2 separate regions of the Homo sapiens genome follow, and region 2 is linked to region 1. The links are chromatin loops, found by intact Hi-C in ENCODE. Cell type or tissue: Caco-2. All regions are shown on one strand. Region 1 overlaps PDE8B (phosphodiesterase 8B). Region 2 overlaps PDE8B (phosphodiesterase 8B).

The links. A loop is a pair of places that touch in the nucleus more often than their neighbours do. Peaks named below come from ENCODE experiments on the same cell type or tissue, not always from the same donor. Only the 100,000 strongest peaks of a DNase experiment are listed, where the experiment ranks them.
Region 2: it touches region 1 in a loop (6-fold over the local background); 2 of 110 quality-filtered maps call a loop at or near these places.

What each region holds. Positions count from the first base shown.
Region 1 is chr5:77,425,398-77,427,897 of GRCh38, forward strand. PDE8B (phosphodiesterase 8B) reads left to right here. Exons shown (of 22, transcript NM_003719.5): 21 at 370-499; 22 at 1,048-2,500. The coding sequence ends at 1,157. Among named protein-coding and RNA genes, the nearest start is that of WDR41, 66 kb to the right of the region's middle. In Caco-2, no CTCF peak of the experiment used is centred here; DNase peaks (open chromatin) are centred at 1,004 and 1,462.
Region 2 is chr5:77,328,540-77,331,039 of GRCh38, forward strand. It overlaps PDE8B (phosphodiesterase 8B), which reads left to right. Exons shown (of 22, transcript NM_003719.5): 4 at 459-518. Among named protein-coding and RNA genes, the nearest start is that of PDE8B, 120 kb to the left of the region's middle. In Caco-2, no CTCF peak of the experiment used is centred here; no DNase peak of the experiment used is centred here.

The DNA.
Region 1 (2,500 bases):
TAAAAATTAGCTGGACGTGGTGACAGGTGCCTGTATTCCCAGCTACTCAGGAGGCTGAGGCAGAAGAATTGCTTGAACCTGGGAGGCGGAGGTTGCAGTGAACCGAGACTGCACCACTGTACTACAGCTTGGGCAACAGAGTGAGACACTGTCTCAAAAACAAAAAAAGAGGCTTGAGAGTGGGAAGGTCTGAGTGTAGTCAGTGTAGCTCAGCTGACTTACGTAAGTCTGAGGACCTTGCTGAGCCTATTTCTTCATTGAGAAAACTGGATAATGACCCATTTTCACAGGGTTGTTCTGAGAAACAGGATATTACTGTGAAAGTGTCTCGCATGTCCTCCAGCCCTATGTGGTGGTTTTTTCTTACAGACTGATGAAGAGAAGAGACAGGGACTACCTGTGGTGATGCCAGTGTTTGACCGGAATACCTGTAGCATCCCCAAGTCTCAGATCTCTTTCATTGACTACTTCATAACAGACATGTTTGATGCTTGGGATGGTAAGACAGTTACTGTTTTGTCACCCAAAGAAAATTGTTATACTTTACGAATATTATCTTTAGTGACACAGGGTGAGCCTAAAGGTAAACAAAATATATTTTTAAAAATGTGGCTGTCAGCTTTTTGTGGCCAAGTGGGGTGGGGTGCATTCTTTGCATCCCCAGCAGCTGGCACAGAAGCTTGTGTGCAGAAGACTTGATGGATTTTTGATAGCTGGATAAACGAGTCTCTGCCTCTTCAAAGGACACGCTGCCAAAGCTTACTGCAGTGTTTTTCTGTCGTTGGAGGAAAACTCTAGAAAGAATGCAAAATGTATTTAGTTTACTCTGAATCACAGGTTCTTCTGATAATGTCACTGATAAGCAGCTTTTCAAAAAGGACCTGTTTGCATTTCAGAAACTAGTGTTTAATGACTTGTCCTCATGCTTCGCCCAGGGTGTGCCTCCTCTAATTCTGATCCCAAACTTGTCCCAGACACCCCCAGGCTTATAAATGCTCCTGGGGTCTAAGTTCACCGGTTTCTTTTGATTCTTTTCTGTCTTTGCAGCCTTTGCACATCTGCCAGCCCTGATGCAACATTTGGCTGACAACTACAAACACTGGAAGACACTAGATGACCTAAAGTGCAAAAGTTTGAGGCTTCCATCTGACAGCTAAAGCCAAGCCACAGAGGGGGCCTCTTGACCGACAAAGGACACTGTGAATCACAGTAGCGTAAACGAGAGGCCTTCCTTTCTAATGACAATGACAGGTATTGGTGAAGGAGCTAATGTTTAATATTTGACCTTGAATCATTCAAGTCCCCAAATTTCATTCTTAGAAAGTTATGTTCCATGAAGAAAAATATATGTTCTTTTGAATACTTAATGACAGAACAAATACTTGGCAAACTCCTTTGCTCTGCTGTCATCCTGTGTACCCTTGTCAATCCATGGAGCTGGTTCACTGTAACTAGCAGGCCACAGGAAGCAAAGCCTTGGTGCCTGTGAGCTCATCTCCCAGGATGGTGACTAAGTAGCTTAGCTAGTGATCAGCTCATCCTTTACCATAAAAGTCATCATTGCTGTTTAGCTTGACTGTTTTCCTCAAGAACATCGATCTGAAGGATTCATAAGGAGCTTATCTGAACAGATTTATCTAAGAAAAAAAAAAAACGACATAAAATAAGTGAAACAACTAGGACCAAATTACAGATAAACTAGTTAGCTTCACAGCCTCTATGGCTACATGGTTCTTCTGGCCGATGGTATGACACCTAAGTTAGAACACAGCCTTGGCTGGTGGGTGCCCTCTCTAGACTGGTATCAGCAGCCTGTGTAACCCCTTTCCTGTAAAAGGGGTTCATCTTAACAAAGTCATCCATGATGAGGGAAAAAGTGGCATTTCATTTTTGGGGAATCCATGAGCTTCCTTTATTTCTGGCTCACAGAGGCAGCCACGAGGCACTACACCAAGTATTATATAAAAGCCATTAAATTTGAATGCCCTTGGACAAGCTTTTCTTAAAAAAAAAAAAAAAAAGTTTATATACATGTTTAAAATTTTTATTAAAATCCAAATTTTCTGGGTGTAAGCCCATGCAGTATGTTGTGCCATGCACCATCTATACGTAATATTTTGGGAGGGGATAGGGGAAGTTTCAAGGTTCAGATATTTTTAACCAGTCTATATTTGAAATCATGCCATTAGCTTTAACAATGTTAAAATTGTGTGGTGTAAATATATCAGAAAATAGGCATATGGGGAGGCAGTAAATACTATTTTAAGCTATTAATTGTATGCTAAAAGCTTCTAAAGCACAAGTGCATATTTTTATACTGCTCTTTTCACAACTCCCTGTGATCTACATAAAGTCAGACTCGAGATTTTCCTTTCTCTTTTACCAGCTGATCCTTCCTATGTATTATAAATATTAGACTCCGTAAACAAACTTCATTTTTCTTTCTCTGTACTTCATGCTGCATTTTTAAAAGGTATAAACAAACAGAGACTGAATTAAT
Region 2 (2,500 bases), 97 kb before region 1:
AGCTGCCAGCAAGTGCTTTAATTTTTATCATAAGCTCAACTTTCTGAACTACCTGCTATTTTAAAAGAAAAAAGATCAAACCCAGTGAGCTCCCCCAGGTACATACTGATAAGAAGAGGATTGTAGGACTGCCAATTTATTTTTGTTTTGAAGAGTGGAGTTTCAATTTTAAAAAATGGAATTTAAGTGGAATTTGCCAGTTTTTTAAGTGGAAAATTGGCAGGTCTGACCTATTGGATAATTGCCTGGGAGTTAAGAGAAAAAAAATTTTTTAACGAAATGAAGAGATTGTCCTAATCCACAAGGGCATCTTTCTTTGTTGTCTTCTCTGTGTTTTGAGACGTTTTCTTTAGAGAAAGATTTGATGTTGTATCATTTTCAGTGTGAAGAAGTTCCACATTCATTTAATGTAACAAAGCCCAGATCACCTTGTTTGACTTGGAGCCTTCTCATTGCAGGTCGATCCGGGCCACAAATCCCTCCGAGCACACGGTGATCCTCGCAGTGGTTTCGCGAGTGTAAGTGCACCTCCCATTCCCAGATGGAAGGAGTACTGTTCATTCTGAAATATTTGTCAGATGTAATCTGGTTTTTGAGCTATCTAAGCAATGGGTGTGTCTTGGGTCCTAGAACACCAGCCTTAGATCTTGATCTTGCTTTGGGGGTTTTGTTTGTTTCACAAGTTCCTGGAAATATTTAGGTTTTTCTCTGTATCTTGTGTAATTGCCTTTAGCACCTAGTCATACACCTCAGGGAGAAAGTTTACTCATTATATGCCAAAAATGAATGGAAAATTTGAGGAGGAGGTGGTCTGGAGAAAACATTGTTCCAGTTTATCTCTTTTTTTTCCTTTGAAGAAAAGAGATGGGGATATGCTTGTTTTTCATTTAAGAAGAAACACATTTTTTTTCATATTCAAGCATGAGAACAAAGGGGCACTAAATCCACAAGACAAGGGTTGTGAAATTGATGTTGGGACTGATATGTGGCTAGAGGCAGGACAGTAGAGTTTATCCAATGCTGGAAGGCAAAGAAAAGGGATTGCGCTGTAGGTGCAATGAAACTGTAGGATGAGCGCTTGCTCTGCTGGGTTTATCGTCTGAAGTGGCCAGCACTTAAAATAAAAGAGCCAGCAGGAAGAAAAGTTGTCTGTGCAAGCTGCAGTGGTAGAAATCTTGGCAGGTAACAAAATTTGTTGTAGTCTTTTAATGGCTGTATTTAGCTTTGCAGAGAATAAGACCTTATTTAGGACCTAGGACCTATTGGATTTGGCTGCATTATGGCATTTGGCACAAATTCTGCGACAAAGGCCAGGAAAGTCTGGCCCAGGGGACTTGAAATGCCTCATTCCAAAGCCATGTGGATACAACAGGAAATCATGGCTGCAAAGTCTTACCCTCACTGAAGACTCCTACTTACCTGCTACTCCTTGAGTGTCTCCCTAGGGGCTATGTCTTCTCACTTTGTTTGATACCCACCATGGGATGTGGTCCAGAGAAAGCAGAGACATTGTCCTCACTGGTTCATTACACCTCTCCATCCTGGTGGGAGATTAAGATTCCACAGGGAATGAATGAGGGGAACTGAGACATAAGATCAGCATCCTTCAGCCCTCTTTTTTACATTTATCTTCTGGACACTCTGAGATCTGAATGAGGTCATAGAGTCTTGGACATCAATACCAGAAATGTTCAAGGCCACACAGCATTTTTCCCAAGCCTGGCTATTACACGGGTCCAAGAACAAAATACTCTTGTTTTTCTGACTCATATGGCAAAAAGGTTTGCTAGTCCTTGACAAATAATGGTTGACTATGGCTTATTTGTTATGATGTCACCGATTTTTCCTGGTTTAATTATACAATAGTTCATATAGAGAGAGTAGTAATAAAATGAATGTGTGTGTCTATGTCACCCACTTAAGAAATAAAACATTATTAATACCCTTGGAACCCTTTTTGTGGCCTTCCTAACAGTCAGAGAAGATAGAATTTGGAGTTCCAGAAGAAAAAGAAAGTGGGTAAAATAGCTTTTCCCTTAGGGCAGGAATCAGCTGTGGGTAATGCCACAAGTCAGCACTGGGACTTCTGTTCCTGTTTTCTATCTGCGTTTCCACCCAATCCCTTTTATTCCATTTTTCTTCCCTGGTTCTTAGGATATGTCCCCCATGTTACTTGCTGGCTGTCTCAGACACTGTTTCTCTATCTTGGTGATAGAGAGCCCAGTGATGGCATGTCTTCATGACAAGCCAATCCACATCCCACCTTGTACTCAAACTAAAGTCCTGAGACTCAGCAGTAAGCTCACTATAGCAAACCCTCTTGTGAAATGAGTAGCAATTATCCATTTTTGTTTTCTCTCCTTCCCTTCTAACTGTGTGTTCCTGCTGATACTTCTCTCCCATTTGGATTGGGGGTCTTGCAGCCTGGAATGCTGGCTGTCTTCCTCATGTTGAGAGCTGGACCAGCTCGGTTTTGGTGTGGGAGTCATACTTCCAGATG